Regions from separate parts of the Homo sapiens genome. Here region 1 is linked to region 2. Evidence: chromatin loops called from intact Hi-C (ENCODE). Cell type or tissue: breast epithelium. All regions are shown on one strand. Links, peaks and the distances in the headings refer to the core of each region. The heading gives the core; the rest is flanking DNA.

Region 1 (10,848 bases), core at 2,387-7,386, 250 kb after region 2:
ATGGAAAACCCAGCTAGAAATGGCTTTAAGCAAAGACATCATTTATCGTCTTGCTTAATCAGAGGTCCAGAGTTCCCTGAACAGGCCAATGACATGGCCGAGCTCCGTCTACCATCTCATCCCCCATCCTCTACATGCTGATTTGCTCTTTGCTTGTCTCCTCACAATGCAAAAAGGCTGAGCCACTCCAAACCTTCTGGCCTTGCAAGAATTTTCAAATATCCTTTTTTTTTCAAATGAGGTGAAATTCACATAACATAAAACTAAACTTTTTATTTTTTAAAAAAAATTCATCTCCAGCCACGTCCTTTTGAAAAACTAATCATTTTAAAGTGAACAATTCTGACCGGGCGTGGTGGCTCACATCTGTAATCCCAGCACTTGTGGAGGCCAAGGCAGGCGAATTACTTGAGGTCAGGAGTTCGAGACAAGCCTGGCCAACATGGTGAAACCCCATCTCTACTAAAAATACAAAATAATTAGCTGGGTGTGGTGGCTCATGCCTGTAATCCCAGCACATTTTTTTTTTTTTTTTTTTTGAGACGTAGTTTCACTCTTGTTGCCCAGGCTGGAGTGCAATGGTGCGATCTCGGCTCACTGCAACCTCTGCCTCCTGGGTTTAAGCGATTCTCCTGCCTCAGCCTCCCGAGTAGTTGGGATTACAGGCATGTGCCACCATGCCTGGCTAATTTTGTATTTTTAGTAGAGATGGGGTTTCTCCATGTTGGTCAGGCTGGTCTGGAACTCCCAACCTCAGGTGATCTGCCCACCTCAGCCTCCCAAAGTGCTGGGATTACAGGTGTGAGCCACCGCGCCCGGCCAACCCCAGCACTTTGGGAGGCCAAGGCGGGCAAGTCATTTGAATCCAGAAGTTTGAGTCTAGCCTGGCCAACATGGTAAAACTCTGTTTCTACTAAAAAAAAAAATACAAAAAAATTAGCCGGGCATGGTGTCGGGTGCCTGTAATCCCAGCTACTCGGGAGGTTGAGGCAGGAGAATCACTTGAACCGGGGAGGTGGAGGTTGCAGTGAGCCAAGATCACGCCATTTCACTCCAGCCTGGGCAAAAGAGCAATAGTCTGTCCCAAAAAAAATAATAAAAATAAAATAAAGTGAAAAATTCTGTGGCATTTAGTACCTTCACCATGTTGTGCAGCCACCACCTGTATCTAGTTCCAAAACATTTTCTTCACACCCAAAGGAAACCCCATACCCATCAAAAACAATCCTCCCCATTCCCCGACTCTCAGCTCATCTGATTTCTAAGTATTTGCTTATTCCGGACATTTCATATAAATGGAGTCACACCATGCGGGGCCTTTTGCACCTGGCTTTTTTCACTTGACATCATGTTTTCAAAGTTCCTCCATGGGACAGCTTGTGTCAGTGCTTTATTCCATTTCATGACCAAATAATAATACATTCTGTCGTACACAGACACCATATTTTGTTCATTCATCAGTTGATGGGCTGTTGGGTTGCTTCCACCTTTTTGCTCTGGTGAATATTGCTGCTATGTACAGGCCTGTGCAAGTATTTGAGTAACCTGTTTTCAACTCTTTTGGGCATGTGACTAAAAGTGGGATTGCTGGGTCATATGATAATTCTATGTTTAATTTTTTGAGGAACTGCCAAACCAAAAGGTCCTTTTCAAAAGTGAAGAAAATCTTCTGAAAAGCATCCCCGGAAGACTTCCTCGACACCTTACTGGCCAGAATGATGTCACTTCTCCATGCCTACAGCGTGGTCTTGGCAAGGAGAGTGATATTACCAAGACTGGCTTAAACTGATCAAGACTCAGTTTCTGTACTGGATTGGCACCCAGTCACCTCTGAATGACACTGTCGCTTGGAGGAGGGTCATTTCTAGAAGGTGGTGACACAGCTAGGTGAGTTCTCTGTCGACCACCCCCTCCCCCAACATTATTAGAGCAATTTGTGTTTCATTCAAGGGCGTAATCTAGTCTGTTCCAGCAGCCAGGCAGCCTTCCCTTTAGGGGTTGTGTAGCTGTCTTTGTTCATTGGTGTGTTTATTCTGCAAACATCTGTCTTAATAAAGAAGTGTGGGAACAAGAGTCATGACCAACAGCAAGAGGATAAAGGCTGTGTGAAGTGGAAGCTCAAGAAATATCGGAGGAGGTGTCTGGCACAATGGTGCATGCCTATAATACCAGCACTTTGGGAGGCTGAGGCAGGAGGATCACTTGGATCAGGAGGTCAGGAGTTGGAGACCAGCCTGGGCAACATGGTGAGACCTCATCTCTATAAAAAATAAAAAATTAGATGAGTTTGGTGGTACGCACCAGTAGTCCCAGCTTCTTGGAAGGCTGAGTTGGAGAGATTGTCTGAGCCTGGGAGGTCAAGGCTGCAGTGAGCCATGATCACACCACTGCCTCCCAGCCTGGGTGACAGAGTGAGACCTTGTCTCTAAAAAATAAATAAATATAAAAAAAGAGAAATATCAGAAGAAGGATCCTGAATGGTATGGGGTGTGCTTTACCTTGTAACGCCCTTGCAGAGATGCTGGGAGTGTATTTCAAGACCCCCATTTGTGGCTGGGTATGGTGGCTCGTGCCTGTAATCCCAGCACTTTGGGAGGCCAAGGCATGCAGATCACCTGAGGTCAGGAGTTTGAGACCAGCCTGGCTAACATGGTGAAACGGCAAACCCCGTCTCTACTATAAAAATAATAATAATACAAAATTAGCTGGGCCTGGTGGTGCACTCCTGCTACTTGGGTGGCTGAGGCAGGAGAATCGCTTGAACTTGGGAGGCAGAGGTTGCAGTGAGCTGAGATCAGGCCACTGCACTCCACCCTGGGAAGCAGAGTGAGACTCTGTCACAAAAAAATAAAAATAAAATAAATAAAATAAAGCTGGGCACGGTGGCTCACGCCTGTAATCCCAGCACTTTGGGAGGCCGAGGTGGGTGGATCACCTGAGGTCAGGAGTTTGAGACCAGCCTGGCTAACATGGTGAAACCCCGTCTCTACTAAAATACAAAAAAGTAGCCAGGCATGGTGGCAGGCACCTGTAATCCCAGCTACTCGGGAGGCTGAGGCAGGAGAACCACTTGAACCCAGAAGGCAGAGGTTTCAGTGAGCTGAGATCGTGCCTCACACTCCAGCCTGGTCAACAAGAGCGAAACTCCGTCTCAAAAAAAAAAAGAAAGTCTCAAATAAGAGTTTTCTTTTCTCCTTGCTACTTGCCAGTTCTGTGAACTTGCATCTGTAAGATGGAAATAATATTATCTGCTCTAATATGTAATAAACAGGTGAGAACAATTTATATCCTTTGCAATCCATAAACTACTATTCATATTAAAATTTTAAGGTAAATTCTTACCTATTTAAAAAAAATTGGCCAGATGTGGTGGCTCACACCTGCAATCCCAGCACTTTGGGTGGCTGAGGTAGGCAGATCACTTAAGGCCAGGAGTTCGAGACCAGCCTGGCCAACATGGCAAAACCCCATCTCTACTAAAAATACAAAAATTAGCCGGGTCTGGTGGTGCACACCTGTAATCCCAGCTACTTGGGAAGCTGAGGCAGGAGAATCACTTGAACCCGGGAGGCAGAGGTTTCAGTGAGCCGAGATAGCGCCACTCTACTCCAGCTTGGGTGACAGAGTGAGATTCTATCTCAAAGAAAAAAAAATTGCAGCAGTTTAATGACACAGCAGCCACCTATCTTTAGGACATAGCTTATGGGAATAAGTACACAAGGACATAGAACAGCCTCACACTACTGAGTCCATCAACTGCAGAGTTCGTGCATTTATATTCTATAAAAAGCTCAAGCCTTTAAACAGTGTCTATTTTCTTTTGTTATGAGACATTTCATTTATTCTTTTTTTTTTTTTTTTTTGAGATGGAGTTTCACTCTTGTTGCCCAGGCTGGAGTGCAATGGTGCAATCTCGGCTCACCGCAACCTCTGCCTCCCGGGTTCAAGCGATTCTCCTGCCTCAGACTCCTGAGTAGCTGGGATTACAGGCACACGCCACCATGCCTGGCTAATTTTGTTGTTGTTTTTTTTTTTTTTTTTGAGACGGAGTGTTGCTCTGTCGCCCAGGCTGGAGTGCAGTGGTGCGATCTCGGCTCACTGCAAGCTCCGCCTCCCAGGTTCACGCCATTCTCCTGCCTCAGCCTCCCGAGTAGCTGGGACTACAGGTGCCCACCACCACGCCTGGCTAATTTTTTGTATTTTTAGTAGAGACGGGGTTTCACCATGTTAGCCAGGATGGAAATTTTGTATTTTTAGTGGAGATGGGGTTTCTCCATGTTGGTCAGGCTGGTCTTGAACTCCTGACCTCAGGTGATTTGCCCACCTGGCCCTCCCAAGTGCTGGGATTATAGGCCTGAGCCACCGCGCCCAGCCCATTTATTATTTTGATAAATATGTACTGAGTTCAAAAAAATAAAAGGAAAACTGACAGCTATTTGTGACAAGAAAGTATTTAAGGGAAATACTTATTATCTTCACATCGCCTTCTCTGGGTGTCAGACTGGGAAGCGTCACTGAGGTCCTTCAAGGAGCAAGCGAGGCCAGGCACAGATTCCAGGGACACCGCTAAAGCACAGTGAGAACTCATTTGTTTTTATCTTAATGTTTATAGGAAAAATAATGTTTGAGGGTAAATGATTGTTATCGGCCCACAAAGGGCAAAGAAAGGGCAGGCTGTACAAATCTAACCGCAGTTCCTCCTGTCAGTCTTTCTCAGCATTGCCAGAAGAGAAATCTGTGGCGCAAATACGGTGTCATGTGACCATTTGGCTTCAGTTGACTGGACCAGCTACTGTCATCCATGCCTGGAAAGTCATCCACAGGCTGGCCAGAAGCCCATGAAGTGACCTGGTACAAAAGCTTTGCTCAAAAGGACATGCTCTAGCTGAATGTAGTTTCCTATAGCTACTGAAACAGATCACCACACACTTAGTGGCTTAAAACCGCAGAGCTGGCCAGGCTCGGGGGCTCACACCTGTAATCCCAGTACTCTCGGAGGCCGAGGTGGGCAGATCACCTGAGGGCAGGAGTTTGAGACCAGCCTGGCCAACGTGGTGAAACCCCGTCTCTACTAAAAATATGAAAAATTAGCCGCGTGTGGTGGTGAGCGCCTGTAATCCCAGATATTCGGGAGGCTGAGGCAGGAGAATCACTTGAACCCGAGAGGCAGAAATTGCAGTGAGCTGAGATTGAGCCACTGCACTCCAGCCTGGGCGACAGAGCGAAACTCCATCTCAAAACAAACAAAAAACCACAGAATTTTATAAGTCCAAACACAAGGGGTCAGTTGGGCCACGCTCCCTCTAGAGGTTCTAGGAGAGAATCATTTCTTGCCTCTTCCAGCTCCTGGTGGCTCCAGGTTTTTGGATGGTAGCTGCATCACTCCCATCTCTGCCTTTATCCTCACATCACCTTCTCTGTGTGTCTCCTCTGTGTGTTTTATTTCTTTTCTTTTTTGAGACAGAGTCTCGCTCCGTTGCCCAGGCTGGAGTGCGGTGGCGGGATCTCAGCTCACTGCAACCTCCACCTCCCGGGTTCAAGCGATTCTCTTGCCTCAGCCTCCTGAGTAACTGGGATTACAGGCGCCCACCACCACACCCAGCTAACTTTTGTATTTTTAGTAGAGATGGGGTATCATCATGTTGGCTGAGCTCGTCTTGAACTCCTGACCTCAGGTGATCCTCCTGCCTTGGCTTCTCAAAATGCTGGGATTACAGGCATGAGCCACCATGCCTGGAGACCTCTGTGTATCTTATAAAGACACTTGTCATTGGATTTGGGGCCCATCCAGATAATCCAGGATGACCTCATCTTGAGATCTGAAATGTAATCATGGGCAAAGACCCTTTTTTCCCAGTGAAATCACATTCACAAGTAAGCTTCCTGGGGTTAGGATATGGACATGTCTTTTGGGGGAGCCACCCTTCAACTCCCTACAGTTGGCTAGTGACTACTGGACTCCTATCCCCCACCCACAGGGAACGGGCATTGCTGGACGGTGGCAACAATCCAGTGGGGTCTTCTCTTCATGGAAGTCTGAACTTGAAACATATAAGAAATTGACACTGCCACTGGAGTTGTGCAGAGGCCAGAAAGAGGACAGGTGGTAGATACTGTGGGTAAGGAAAAGCCAGGAGGTGAGCAGGAAACCAAGTCAGAAGTCAGAGGCACAGTCAACGAAGCAGTGCCACGAGGATGGTGCCAATGCCTGTGGTTGCCCAGCAACCACATTTCATCAATCTGAAGATGCACCTTTCCCCGCCCCCCGCCCCGCATTTTGGCATTTTGGAATGTGTCTAACAACAGACGATGTCTTATTTGCTGCTTTTGGTCGGGCGGCAGCCCTGAGGTTGCTGGGACTGCCCGCAGGTAGGTGAACTCCTAGAGCGTTGTGATCCCCACGGGCAGAGCAGGCGCTGGTGGCTTTGGGAACACCGCGGGACCCTTTTCACTCCTAAGAATCCGAGGGTCAGATGCGTTTGGCAACATTCTCACAGGAGGAGTCAGAGGAGGCTCTCCTGCATGATGGGTGAGCCGGCATAGGAATTGTGCCAAGGGCCATTAGATTTTGTAGAGACTCTGAACCCCCTGTCCAGAGGACAGGAGCTGAGGACAACAGCAGGCGAAAAACACAAACCTCAAAGTGCGTGCACTGGAAAGAGACCAGAAAGCCAGATTGAAAATGTGGAGGTGTTGCAGGAGTAAATCACCGGTTTCCCTTACATCATCCTCTTTACTTTATTTACTTATTTACAGACAGGGTCTCGAACTCCTGGGTTCAGCGATCTTCCTGCCTCGGTTTCCTGAGTAGCTGAGATTGCAGGTGCCTTTTTACTTACAAAAATTTTTTTAATTGAGAGATAGAAATTGTATATATTTATGGTGTACAGCATGGTGTTTTGAAATATGTATACATTATGGAATGGCTAAAATGAGCTAATTAACATATGCATTATCTCTCATGACTTTTTTTGTAGCGAGAACACCTAAAATCTACTCTTAACAATTTTCAAGGACACAATCCATTGTTGTTGACACTATTTATTCATTTATTATAGAAATGGGGTCTTACTATGTTGCCCAGTCTGATCTTGAACTCCTGGCCTCAAACGATTCTCCTGCCTTGGCTTTCCAAAGCCTCTGTGCCCAGCCATTGTTGACTATAGTCACCATGTTGTACAATGGATCTCTTGAATTTATTTCTCCTGTCTAACAGAACATTTGTACCCTTTGATCAACCTCTCCCCAACCCAGCCACCCACCTCCAGCTCCCGGTAACCACCATTCCACCCTCTGCTTCTATGAGTTCAACTTTTTTAGATTCATATATAAGGGAGATCATGCAGTATTTGTCTTTCTGCGTCTGGCTTACTTCACTTAACATAAAGTCACCCAGGTTCATTCAAGTTGTGGCAAATGACAGGATTTCCTTCTTTTTAAACGCTGAATAGTACTTCATTGTGTATACACCACATTTTCTTCATTTATCCACTGATTGACACCTAGGCTGATTCCATATCTTTTTTTTTTTTTTTTTTTTTTTGGAGACAGCATCTCTCTCTGTCACCCAGGCTGGAGTGCAGTGTCACAATTTTGGCTCACTGCAACCTCCACCTCCCGGGTTCAAGTAATTCTCCTGCCTCAGCCTCCCAAGTAGCTGGGATTACAGGTACCCGCCACCATGCCTGACTAATTTTTGTATTTTTAGTAAAGATGAGGTTTTTGCTATGTTGACCAGGCTGGTCTTGAACTCCTGACCTCAAGCAATCCTCTCACCTCGGCCTCCCAAACGTGAGCCACGGCGCCCGGCCAGCTCCTATATCTTGACTGTGGATAATGTCATGAAGAATGCTGCAATAGACATGGGTGTGCAGGTATCTCTTCAACATACTGATTTCATTTCCTTCAGATATGCATTCAGTAGTGAGCTTTCTAGATCATATGGTAGTACTATTTATAATTTTTTGAGGAACCCCCATGCTATTTCCCATAATATCTTTCTTTTCATATATACACAAGACTGATATAGGAAATAAAGAAACACTGGAGACTAAAAGAGTCAAATGAAATTTTGAAGCAATAAGAAAGAAGTATATTATAGTTAAATTGTGTGCATTTTCTTTCTTTCTTCTTTTTCTTCCTTTCTCATTCTTTCTCTTTCTTTCTTTCTGATGGACTCCCTCCCTTCCTTCCTTCCTTCTTTCCTTCCTTCCTTCCCTCCTTCCTTCCCTCCCTCCCTCCCTCCCTCCTTCCTTCCCTCCTTCCTTCCTCCCTTCCTTCCTTCCTTCTTTCCTTCCTTCCTTCCCTCCTTCCTTCCCTCCTTCCTTCCCTCCCTCCCTCCCTCCCTCCCTCCTTCCTTCCTTCCTTCCTTCCTTCCTTCCTTTGTCTCCCTCTGTCACCCAGGCTGGAGTGCAATGGCACAGTCCTGACTCACTGCAACTTCTGCCTCCCGGGTTCAAGCAATTCTCCTGTCTCAGCTTCCTGAGTAGCTGGGATTACAGGCGCGTGCCACCATGCCCGCCTAATTTTTGTATTTTTAGTAGAGATGGGGTTTCACCATGTTAGCCAGGCTGGTCTCAAACTTCTGACCACAGGTGACCCACCCCCCTCAGCCTCCCAAAGTGCTGGGATTACAGGCGTGAGCCACCGCGCCCGGCCTGTTTTTCTTTCTTCATAGTTTATGAAATAATGATACACAGCTTCTAAGAGATGGTATCTGAGACTTGATTAAAGACCGGTTCCAGTTCTTCATGAGGCTCCACAGTTTCCAGAGCATTCTTGCTTGCCCACGATTGCTTCTATAACTTCCATCACCTTGGTCACCTGAGTGTGCACTTGGCTTCTTGCATCCCTGAGGGCCCCAAGTAACCCACAAAATCAGACAAATGTTGGACAAGAAACAGTAATTAAACCCAAAGCTTTGCAGGCCGTGAGTGAACACCATTCCCCCAAACCCTGGATTAGAGAGAGACAAGGGGGCAATTTACCTCAAGGGCCAAGATCCCTTCCTTACCGTTTTTATTTATTTATTTATATTTATTTATTCATTTATTTATTTTTGAGACGGCGTCTCGCTCTGTCGCCCAGGCTGGAGTGCAGTGGCGTGATCTTGGCTCACTGCAACCTCTGCCTCCTGGGTTCAAGCGATTCTCCTGCCTCAGCCTCCCAAGTAGCTGGGACTACAGGCATGTGCCACTATACCCAGCTAAGTTTTTGATTTTTAGTACAGATGGGGTTTCACCATGTTGGCCAGGCTGGTCTCGAACTCCTGACCTCAGGCGATCCGCCCACCTTGGCTTCCCAAAGTGCTGGCATTACAGGCGTGAGCCACTGGGCCCGGCCTTAATTTTTGTATTTTTAGTAGAGACAGGGTTTCAACGTGTTGGCCAGGCTGGTCTCGAACTCTTTTTTTTTTATTTTCATTTTTTTTGAGATAGAGTCTTGCTCTGTCACTCAGGCTAGAGTGGAGGGGCGTAATCTCGACTCACTGCAACCTCCACCTCCCGGGTTCAAGCAATTCTTGTGCCTCAGGCCCGCAAGTAGCTAGGATTACAGGCACACGCCACTGTGCCCAGCTAATTTTTTGTATTTTTAGTAGCAACGGGGTTTCACTATGTTGGCCAAGTTGGTCTCAAACTCCTAAACTCAGATTGGTCTCGAACCCCTGGCCTCAAGTGATCCGCCCACCTCGGTCTCCCAGAGTGCTGGGATTACAGATGTGAGCCACTGTGGCTGGACCCCTCACTGTTTTAAAGACTTGAATTATTGAGGTATTTGCTTTAAAGGTAACAATCTTTACAGTGTTGAGATACAGACTAAGGCCGGGTGCAGTGGCTCATACCTGTAATCCCAGCACTTTGGGAGGTCAAAGTGGGAGGATTGCTTGAGCCCAGGAGTTCAAGACCAGCCTGGGTGGGCAACATGAGACTTCAACACTATAAATAATTAAAAATTAGCTGGGCATGGTGGTACATGCCTGTGGTCCCAGCTTCTCAGGAGGCTGAGGTGGGAGGATCACTTGAGCTCAGGCCATCGAGGCTGCAGTGAGCTGTGATCACGCCACCACACTGCAGCTGGGGTGACAGAACGAGACCTTGTCTCAAAAAAAAAAAAGAGAGAGATTACAGACTGGTCTTTAGCTCAGTGTTTCTCGACCTTTCTTTCTCATTATTGCCCCTCCCCACTTTGCCTTTTTAGATTTTTTTCCTTAGATTTCCCACCATGAATTTTTTTATTGTGAAAAGACATATATATATATATAACATAAAAGTCACCATTTTAAAGTGGTGTTAAGTACATTTATAATTTGGTGCAATTCTCACTCCACTTTCCCGTTCTAGAGCGTTGTCTTCACTCTAAACAGAAACCATTAAGCTGTCACTTCCCATTCTCCCCTCCCCGCCAGTCCCTAGTAACCACTAAGGTTACTGTCTACAGATTTTGCCTATTCTGGACATTTCATGTAAATAGAGTCATATAAAATGTGGCCTTTCGTTCCTTCCTTCCTTCCTTCCCTCATTCCCTCACTCCCTTCCTTCTTTCCTCTTTTCTTCTCTTTTCTCTTTTTCTTTTCTCTTTTCTTTTCTTTTCTTTTCTTTCTTTGTCTCTCTCTCTCTGTCTCTCTCTCTTTTTTTCAGTGCAGTGGCGTCAGCATAGCTCAGCGAAGCCTCGACCTCCCCAGGCTCAAGTGATCCTCCCACCTTAGCCTCCTGAGAAGCTGGGACTACAGGCATGCGTCGCCACGCCCGGCTAAGTTTCGTTTTTTTTTTTTATAGAGATGGGGTCTCGCTATGTAGCCCAGACTGGTCTCAAACTACTGGGCTCAAGCGATCCACCTGCCTCAGCCTC
Region 2 (10,848 bases), core at 3,445-8,444:
GGAGGCCAAGGCGGGCAGATCACTTGAGGTCAGGAATTCAAGACCAGCCTGACCAAAACGGCGAAGCCCCATCTCTACTAAAAATACAAAATCAGCCAGGCGGCGTGGTGGCACATGCCTGTAATCCCAGCTACTCAGGAGGCTGAGGCAGGAGAACTGCTTAAACCTGGGAGGCAGAGGTTGCGGTGAGCAGAGATGGCGCCATTGTACTCCAAGAAAGTAGGTCAATGAAGCTATGGGCAAACTGTTCAATTACTACCTACAATGAGTGCTATTTAACAGGTATGATCTCGGCTGGGCATGCTGGCTCATGCCTGTAATCCCAGCACTTTGGGAGGCCAAGGCGGGAGGATGACCTGAGGTCAGGAGTTCAAGACCAGCCTGACAGACATGGTGAAGCCAGTCTCCACTAACAATACAAAATTATCCAGGTGTGGTAGCACATGCCTGTAATCCCAGCTACTCGGGAGGCTGAGGCAGGAGAATCACTTGAACCTGGGAGGTGGGGGTTGCAGTGAGCCGAGATTTTGCCATTGCACTCCAGCCTGGGCAACAAGAGCAAAACTCCCGCTCAAAAAAAAAAAAAGTGTGAGTCTCAAATTAGATAATTACATTTGTTGACAGTATTATACTTTCTAGACCAGCACTGTCCAGTAGAAATACAATGCAGTACAAATGTATAATTCTGAATTTTCTAGTATCCATATTTTTAAAAATGAAAAAGAATCATGTGAAATTAATTTTCATGATATAGTTTATTTAGCCCAGTAGATTTAAAATATTATTTCAAAATGTAATCAAGGGCTGGGCACGGTGGCTCATGCCTGCCCAAGTGGAAGGATCACTTGAGTTCAGGATTTCAAGACAAGCCTGAGCAACATAGTGAGACTCCATCTCTACAAAATTTTTAAAAATTAGCTGGGTGTAGTGGCACACACCTGCATCCCAGCTACTCCAGAGGCAGAGATGGGACGACTGCTTGAGCCCAAGAGTTTAGTTAGAAGCTGCAGAGAGCTCTGGTCATGGCACTGCACTCCAGCCTGGGCAACAGAGCAAGACCTCATCTCCTGCCTGGGCGTGCTGGTTCATGCCTGTAATCCCAGCACTTTGGGAGACCGAAGCACATGGATCACTTGAGGTCAAGAGTTTGACAGCAGCCTGGCCAACATGGTGAAACCCCATCTCTACTAAAAATATAAAAATTAGTCGGATGTGGTGGTGGGCACCTATAATCCCACCTACTCCGGAGGCTGAGGCAGGAGAATTGCTTGAACCCAGGAGGCGGAGGTTGCAGTGAGCTGAGATAGCGCCACTGTACTCCAGCCTGGGTGGCAGCACTACATTCCAGCCTGGGTGACAGACCAAGACTCTGTCTCAAAAAACAAATATCACCTCGTCTCTAACAACAACAAATGTGATTAACGTAAAATTATTAACATTTTACATTCTTTTTTCATAATAGATCTTTGAAATCCAGAGTGTATTTTATACTTACAGCACACCTCAATTTGGACTCACCACATTTCACGTGCTCAATACGTGATTATGTGGCTCGTGGCTACTACATAGGACACCACCAGGCTAGAATACATACTGGAAGCAGAAAACAAGCAGCTCTCCTCTTGGCATCGATAGTAAAACTAACAAGCAGATAATACCCCAGGCCCCCCTGGATATGCAACATCCATCTTCTGTGCTCCATTACAACATGTATGTGAGGAAAAGGGCAGAGAAATGTAAAACTCCTGAATCTCGAGCCAGGAATAATTTAATTGTTCTTAGCATAGAAAAGGAAAAAATAGCACTTACAGTAAGAGGAACTTTAAAATATCTATTTGACAGGTGATACATAATGTATAAGGAAGCTCTGCTGGCAGCACAAGGCACTGCCCAGTAAAACCGAGAGCTCAGCACAAAGAGTTTGAAAACACACCCACATGAAACTCAAAGCAAAATACAGTACAGAGACTGAGCTACCGATGAAAAATTTAATAAGTATGTCTCAAAGCACATGAAAGGAACCTGTGGCTGGAGATTTAAGGCCAATACAGTAGGAGACATCATTTCTTGTTTTGTTTTTTTTTTTTTTTTTTTTGGTCTGTTTGTTTTTTTGGCACAGAGTCTTACTCTGGTACCCAGGCTGGAGTGCAGTGGCATGATCTCGACTCACTGCAACCTCTGCCTCCTGGGTTCAAGCGATTCTCCTGCCTCAGCCTCCTGAGTAGCTGGTATTACAGGCACCCGTCACCACACCCAGCTAATTTTTTTTTATTTTTAGTAGAGACAGGGTTTCACCATGTTGGCCAAGCTGGTCTTGAACTCCTGACCTCAGGTGAACCACCCACCTTGGCCTCCCAAAGTGTTGGGATTACCACATGAGCCACCGTGCCCAGCCGCATATAGCTGTTTCATTGGCCCATATTCTAACACCTGGGAAACTTGTTAGTCTTCCGAATAAGATACAGAACACTCCTTGTGCACATTTACACAGAGTGGTCCGATGACATGATGACACTGTGTGACTGCTCAGAATGTGTGCCCTAACAACAGTTCCGTGACTCAAAATCAAACCACAGGGCATGAAGGCAGGGAGCATGCACTCCAAGGTAGAATACCCGGTAAGCGCATGAGTGAGCGGTCTACGCGAGCTGAGGACAAGTGACAGACACCTAAGAGCATCGTTGACTCTGGCTTCCCAAAGCTTGGCCCTGAACACAGGGAAAATGTGTGTGACGCCACCAAACACAGTTTGGGGCGCAGGCCACAGAAGGGCCAATGTATCAAATCAGTGCACTAACAAGCGAGATTCACTGGACAGAATATAAAGCAGGGGCCTGGAGACACTGGTTTCAGTATCAACTAGTAGGCTGATTTAAAAGGTAACAGAATAGGCCGGGTGCAGTGGCTGACGCCTGTAATCCCAGTACTTTGGGAGGCCAAGGTGGGTAAATCACTTGAGGCTAGGAGTTCGAGACCTTCGGGCTGGCCAACATGGTGAAACCTGTCTCTACTAAAAATATAAAAATTAGCTAGAAGTGGTGGCACATTCCTGTAATCCCAGTTATTCAGGAGTCTGAGGCAGGAGAATCGCTTGAACCCGGGGAGGTGGAGGTTGCAGTGAGCCAAGATTGCGCCACAGCACTCCAGCCTGGGCAACAGAGCAAGACTCCATCTGAAAACAAAAAACAAAGGCCAGGTACAGTGGCTCACGCCTGTAATCCCAGCACTTTGGGAGGCCGAGGCAGGTGGATCACGAGGTCGGATCCATCAAGACCATCCTGGCTAACACAGTGAAACCCTGTCTCTAATAAAAATACAAAAAAAAAAAATTAGCCTGGCATGGTGGCGGGCGCCTGTAGTCCCAACAACTCAGGAGGCTGAGGCAGAATGGTGTGAACCCGGGAGGCGGAGGTTGCAGTGAGCCAAGATCGCGCCACTGCACTCCAGCCCGGGTGACAGAGCGAGACTCCATCTCAAAAAAAAAAAACAAAACAAAAAAAAACCAACATGGTGCCATGTGTTCACACTTCCATTCTTCCATTCAGTTCCACATATCCCCATCAAGTTCACTGCCTTGTCTATAGGACTGACTTAAACCACCTCTAGAGTCAGGTGTCAGAATAAGAGCATTCCATCATCTTCAAAAACACATGCCTTTCACATGAGATTACTTGTTTTATTGAATATTAAAGTCACTCAGCCTGTCCTTTTTTCCATTCCTGTCATGACTATTTATAAGCACCAATATTTCTTCACTGATCTGCATCCCCTGTGTAATCCCATGAGACGTTCTGTCACTGCTGCATGGCTCCTGTTGCCGTCATTGCCTAGATTCACAAGGGACGCGTTCTCGCAAGTACTATGGTCAAAAAAGTCAGAAGGATTCCAGGAGCCGTAACTCTAGGTTTTTTTTAGTCTTTTGTCACTTTACTGTGCTAGGACCACTAAGATCTATTTTCACTGATATTTCTCTAAGTATGTGGGTATTTATGTATGCTTCATACACGATATATTATATATAACTTTTTAAATAGGCCAGACTCAGCTTTAAAATTAACACAAAGATTAAAAAAGCAAATAGCAGCCAGGCGCGGTGGCTCACACCTGTAATCCCAGCACTTTGGGAGGCCAAGGCGGATAGATCACCTGAGGTGAAGAGTTCAAGACCAGCCTGGCCAACATGGCAAAACCCCATCTTTACTAAAATACAAAAATTAGCCAGGTGTGGTGGTACACACCTATAATCCCAGCTACTCGGGAGGCTGAGACAAGAGAATCACTTGAGCAAGGGAGGCAGAGGTTGCAGTGAGCAGAGATCATGCCACCACACTATCTCAAAAAAAAAAACAAAAAGGAAACAGCAGCCGGGTGTGGTTGCTCACGGCCGTAATCCCAGCACTTTGGGAGGACAAGGCGAGCGGATCACCTGAGGTCAGACGTTCAAGACCAGCCTGGCCAACTTGGTGAAACCCCCTCTCTACTAAAATGCAAAAATTAGCCGGGCATGGCGGCAGCTCCGGTAATCCCAGCTACTCAGAAGGCTGAGGCAGGAGAATCGCTTGAATCCGGGAGGCAGAGGTTGCAGTGAGCCTAGATGGCACCACTGCACTCCAGCCTGGGTGACAGAGCAAGACTCCATCTGGGGGATGGGGGGCGGGAAGCAAACAGCATATCTTTAAGGATAAAGTACGAAAGATGAGTAAATATTGTAATCACTGTTTATTTAAAAGGTCAATGCCGGCCAGCTCAGTGGCTCACGCCCATAATCCCAACACTTTGGGAGGCCAAGGTGGGCAGATAGTTTTGAGCTCAGGAGTTTGAGATCATCCTAGGAAACATGGCGAAACCCTGTCTCTGCAAAAAATACAAAAATTAGCCAGGCGTGGTGGTGCGTGCCTGTGGTCCCACAGAGTGAGACCTTGTCTCAAACAAGTAAAAATAAATGGATCAATGTGAAAAGCCCATTCAGACACTAAAGGACTGACACAAGTCAGTAAGTATCAGAAAATTAACTGGCCCCTTAATTCAAAAGGAGCTACAAGGAAGTTTTATTTCCAATTTCTAACTGAGACAAACCTTACAGAGCAATTTATAAAATTAGCCTGCTAACCTTAAGTGTTGATTTGAGAATATCACACAATAAGACACTGACAGTAAATACAAAGTTTATGGTATCTTTCCAAAGTCAAGAGTAGACATACCCCTTTGAAAAATTATTCTGTGCTTAAGAAAATTATATGTATTTAAAACTTAAGGTGTGTATGACATAGTACAGAATACAAGTTGTACCTAGAGAAGTTTTAAAAAGGAAGGACAGGATTAAAAACTAACCCAGGGAGAAGGTTGGGGCATAAGACAATGTTTTTTTTAGAGATGGAACTCTGAGCTCTGATGCAACTGCCTGCAATTATGAATGCCTTTGCACAGCTCAGTCTGAGTGCAGATTTATATTCCTACTACTTAGCACGCAGAAAATAAAGAGCCTCCCAATGTTCCTCCATCTGCAAAAAAAAAAAAAAATGTTTTAAGGGAACATGGAAAGCTGAATAATTTGAGTTATTTTGTTCATTTACACAAAATTCTACAAAATTCCTGTGACTTTGTAACTCTAACACATACCACTAGCTTAAGACACAGATCTTAAAAGGGGCTGAAATTACTAGGCCTCTCTAGTATCTCCCAGAAGAACTTACTTAATGGGTCGGCAGCAGTCAATTATACTAACGTGTAAAAAGAAGCAATGTGCTTAATATAGCATCATAAAATGTTAGAATCAGAAGAGACTGTAGCAATCTAGTTCAACTCTCTCATTTTACCAACAAGAAAACTGATTCTAAAAAGTGAAATCACTTGTCAAGGTCATACTTACTTAACAGTCTAGGACTAAAACCCCAATCTCCAGGCTCCTGACCCTAATGTAAACTGATGAATAAATGTTTCTAAATTATTATATACAGCAGTGAGATCAAAGAGTCAATCTCAAGGCAAGTTAAAACTGACCTCCCCAGCCAAGGTGGTTCACACCTGCAATCTCAGCACTTTGGGAGGCTGAGGCAGGAAGATCACTTGAGCCCAGGAGTTCAAAACCAGCCTGGGCAACACGGCAAAACTCCATCTCTACAAAAAATTAGCCAGGTATGGTGTCGCGTGCCTGCAGTCCAGGCTATCTGGGAGGCTGAAGGAGGATCACCTGAGCCCAGGAGATTGAAGCTGCAGTGAGCTGTGATTGTGCCACTGCACTCCAGCCTGGATGAGTTTTTTTTTTTTCTTGAGACAGAGTGAGAACACGTGCTACAAGGAGGGTTTTTGGTGAGACCCTGTCTCAAAAAAAAAAAAAAAAAAAAAAAAAGAATTGATTTCCCTTTCCATTCTTCACAAAGGAAAAAAGTTGGCATATTGTTGCCTGCCCCTTAAACAGTCAGACATGGCCCACACCAAAAGCAAAAGCATACCAAAACTGCTCTGAACAAGAAAAGGGTACAAAGACAACTCCTAGAAGAATCAAGGTCTTTCATATTGGATTGGGTTTTTTTCTTTTCATAAAAGCTTTCTTGCCTGTAATGCCAGCACTTTGGGAGGCCGAGGCAAATCACCTGAGGTCAGGAGTTCAAGACCAGCCTGACTAACATGGCGAAACCCCATCTCTACTAAAAATACAAAAATTAGCCAGGCATGGTGGCGGGCACCTGTAATCCCAGCTACTCAGGAGGCTGAGGCAGGACAATCACTTGAACCCGGGAGACGGAGGTTACAGAGCTCACACCATTGCACTCTGGCCTAGACGATAAGAATGATACTCCGTCTCAAAAAAAAAAAAAAAAAGGTTCTTGTTTTTATTTTGCAAATGAGCAAGTTTAATAGTTGCTATAGGTCTTGAGAGACAATGGACAAATAACCACATTTTTTTGAGACATTTCTTTATTTTTTATTATATATTTTTTTGAGATGGAGTCTCACTCTGTCGCCCAGGCTGGAGTGCAGTGGTGCAATCTCAGCTCACTGCAACCTCTACCTCCCAGGTTCACGCCATTCTTCTGCCTCAGCCTCCCGAGTAGCTGGGACTACAGGCGCCTGCCACCACACCAGGCTAATTTTTTGTATTTTTAGTGGAGACAGGGTTTCACCGTGTTAGCCAGGATGGTCTCGATCTCCTGACCTCGTGATCCACCCACCTCGGCCTCCCAAAGTGCTGGGATTACAGGTGTGAGCTACCGCGCCCAGCCTATTCTGTTTTTAAGAGACTATGTTGCCCAGGCTGGTCTTGAACTCCTGGGCTCAAGAGATCCTCCTGCCTCAGCCTCCCAAAGTGTTGGAATTAAAGGCATGAGCCACTGTGCCCGGCCTATAACCACGTTTCTATTTTCACAATACTACAGGGCACCTTGATATTTTTTTTATTGTTTATTATTTTTTTGAGATGGAGTCTCCACTCTGTCACCCAGGGTGGCACGATCTTGGCTCACTGCAACCTCCGCCTCCCAGGCTCAAGTGATTCTCCTGCGTCAGCCTCCCAAGTAGCCAGGATTACAGGTCTGCACAACCATGCCCGGCTAATCTTTATATTTTTGTAGAGACAGGGTTTCACCATGTTGGCCAGGCTGGTCTCAAACTCCTGGCCTCGGGTGATCCGCCCGCCTTGGCCTCCCAGAGTGCTGGGATTACAGGCATGAGTTACCACGCCCAGCCTATAATATTTTTCTTTTCTTTTTCTTTTTTTTTGAGATGGAGTCTTGCTCTGTTGCCCAGGCTGGAATACAGTGGCATGATCTCAGTTCACTGCAACCACTGCCACCCAGGTTCAAGCGATTCTTCCGCCTCAGCCTCTGGAGTAGCTGGGATTACAGGCATGCGCAACCACGCCCAGCTAATTTTTATATTTTTAGTAGAGACAGGGTTTCACCATGTTGGCTAGGCTGGTCTCAAACTCCTGGCCTCAAGTGATCTGCCCACCTTGGCTTCCCAAAGTGCTGGGATTACAGGCACGAGCCACCACGCCCAGCCTATATTTCAAGAGAAGCAGTCTACTAAATTTACTCACAAATCCATAAGATAGTTTCTGTACAACCACCTTAGATGCTGTAAGTGGAAACTAGGAATTGGTTTCATTTGGATTTTAATTTTTTTCAAGACAGAGTCTCACTCTGTTGCCCAGGTTGGAGTGCAGTGGCTCAATCTCAGCTCACTGCAACCTCTGCCTCCCAGGTTCAAGCGATTCTCCTGCATCAGCCTCCCGAGTAGCTGGGATTACAGGCCCCTGCCACCACCCCCAGCTAGTTTTTGTATTTTTAGTAGAGACAGGCTTTCACCATGTTGGCCAGGCTGGTCTCGAACTCCTGACCTCAGGTGATCTACCCACCTTGGCCTCCCAAAGTGCTAAGATGACAGGCGTGGGCCACCGCGCCCGGCCTCATTTGGATTTTAAAATCTAACTTCAGTGTTTGTTATTTTTATTTTTTTTTTTTTTGAGACTGAGTCTTGCTCTGTCACCCAGGCTGGAGTGCAGTGGTGAGATCTCGGCTCACTGAAAGCTCCGCCTCCTGGGTTCACGCCATTCTCCTGCCTCAGCCTCCCGAGTAGCTGGGACTACAGGCGCCTGTCACCATGCCTGGCTAATTTTTTGTATTTTTAGTAGAGACAGGGTTTTGCTATGTTGGCCAGGCTAGTCTTGAACTCCTGGCCTCAAGTGATCCACCCACCTCAGCCTCCCAAAGTGCTGGGATTACAGGCATGAGTCACCATGCCTAGCCTCATTTCTTGCTCTTAATCTGCAATCCATTAACAGCTACAGTTTCCTCGAGAGCAGGACACATGACTGTTTTACTCAACTTTCCCAGTGTCTGGGCTAGTACCTCCCTATAGTAGATGCTTAATAAATATCTGCTAAATATAGAAACTAAAAGATAAAGGCATTCTTTTGTATACCATTTTCATTCGAAATGGTAACATACCATTGTTCTATACTTTGCCTTTGTAAAGTTATATTTATTTATGTATACACACACACACATATATATACACACAGACACACACACACTTTTTTTTTTTTTTTTTTGAGATGGAGTCTCGCTCTGTCACTCAGGCTGGAGTGCAGTGGCGCAATCTCGGCTCACTGCAACCTCCACCTCCTGGGTTCAAGCGATTCTCCTGCCTCAGCCTCCCGAGTAGCTGGGATTACAGGCACGTGCCACCACACCCAGCTAATTTTCGTATTTTTAGTAGAGACAGGGTTTTGCCATGTTGGCCAGGCTGGTCTCGAACTCCTGACCTCAAGTGATCTGCCCACCTCAGCCTCCCAAAGTGCTGGGATTACAGGCGTGAGCCACCACATCCGGCCTTATAAGTAATATTTTGAAGGTAAAAAGAAAAAGATAACAGGTTTGTTTCTCCAAAGAAGCTATACAAACGGCCAATAAGCACATGAAAGGATGTTCAATATTACTAGCCACCAGGTAAATACAAATCAAAATCACGATGAGATACCACACTGCACACTCACTAGGATGACTATAATCAAAAAGACATAGAAGTGCTGGTGAGGATTTGGACAAGCTGAACCTCATTCATTGCTGGTGGTACAACCACTTTGGAAAACAGTATTGTACTGCCTCAAAAGGTAGAGTTCGCATATGACCCAGCAATTCTATAACATTCTTAGGTATAGGCCCAACATAAAAGCAAGCATATGTCTACACAAAAAATTAGACACAAGAGCCAGGCATAGTGGCTTACGCCTGTAATCCCAGCACTTTGGGAGGCTGAGGTGGGCGGATCACCTGAGGTCAGGAGTTTGAGACAAGCCCAGGCAACATGGCGAAACCCTGTCTCTACTAAAACTATAAAAATTAACTGGGTGTGGTGGCAGGCGCCTGTAATCCCAGCTATTGGGGAGGCTGAGGCAGGAGATTTGCTTCAACCCAGGAGGTGGAGGTTGCAATGAGCCGAGATCACGCCATTGCACTCCAGCCTGGGAGACAAGGGCGAAACTCCATCTCAAAAACAAAAACAAAAAATTTATACATGAATGCTCACAGCAGCAGTATTCATGAGACAAAAAGTAGAAACAATCCAAAGGTTCATCAAGTGATGAAGAGACACAATGTGGTATTGGGGTATATCTACACAACAGAATATTACTCAACCATAAAAAGGAATCAAGGGCAGATGCATGCCACAACATGGAGGAACCCTGAAAACACTATGTTAAGCGAAGGAAGCCAGTCATAATGTATGATTCCCTTTATAAGAAATGTCCAGAATAAACAAATCTGTAGAGACGAGAGTAGATTTGCCATGTTGCCCAGGCTGGCATCAAACTCCTGGCCTCCTGCCTAGGGCTGGGAAAGTTGGCAGAAATAAGGAGTGACTGCTAATGGATACATGATTTCTTCTGGGGATGACAAAAATATATTAAAACTTACTTTTCCAAATGGGAGAAAAGGAAAAAAAATGAAAATATAATAAAACTGATAATGGTGATGGGTGCATAACTGCGAATATACTAAAAAACCACTGAATTGTATACTTTAAGTTACTAAACTGTATGGCATATGAATTATATCTCAATAAAGCTGTTATTTTTTAAAAAACTGGTGTACTTAGCAGTTTTCCTACTTACTATCTACAACCAGTTATTTTCTTTTTTTTTTTTTTTTTTTTTTTTAAGAGACAGGCTCTCACTCTGACACCCAAGCTGGAGTGCAATGGCACAATCATGGCTTACTGCAGCCTCAACCTCCTGGGCTCAAGGAATCCTCCCACCTCAGCCTCCTGAGTAGCTGAGACCACAGGTACACAACCATCCCTGGCTAACTTTTGTTTTTGTAGAAATGGAGTTTTGCCATGTTGCCC

Evidence for each region. A loop is a pair of places that touch in the nucleus more often than their neighbours do. Peaks named below come from ENCODE experiments on the same cell type or tissue, not always from the same donor. Only the 100,000 strongest peaks of a DNase experiment are listed, where the experiment ranks them.
Region 1: it touches region 2 in a loop (16-fold over the local background); 1 of 110 quality-filtered maps calls a loop at or near these places.

What each region holds. Positions count from the first base shown.
Region 1 is chr12:122,655,010-122,665,857 of GRCh38, forward strand. No RefSeq gene overlaps it. Among named protein-coding and RNA genes, the nearest start is that of MIR9902-1, 36 kb to the right of the region's middle. RefSeq lists an enhancer at 1,667-1,716. In breast epithelium, for the core only: no CTCF peak of the experiment used is centred there; a DNase peak (open chromatin) is centred at 4,802; H3K27ac peaks cover 540 bases.
Region 2 is chr12:122,401,425-122,412,272 of GRCh38, forward strand. All of the region lies in intron 1 of CLIP1 (CAP-Gly domain containing linker protein 1), which reads right to left. Among named protein-coding and RNA genes, the nearest start is that of CLIP1-AS1, 11 kb to the left of the region's middle. RefSeq lists enhancers at 1-521, 2,185-2,234. In breast epithelium, for the core only: no CTCF peak of the experiment used is centred there; no DNase peak of the experiment used is centred there.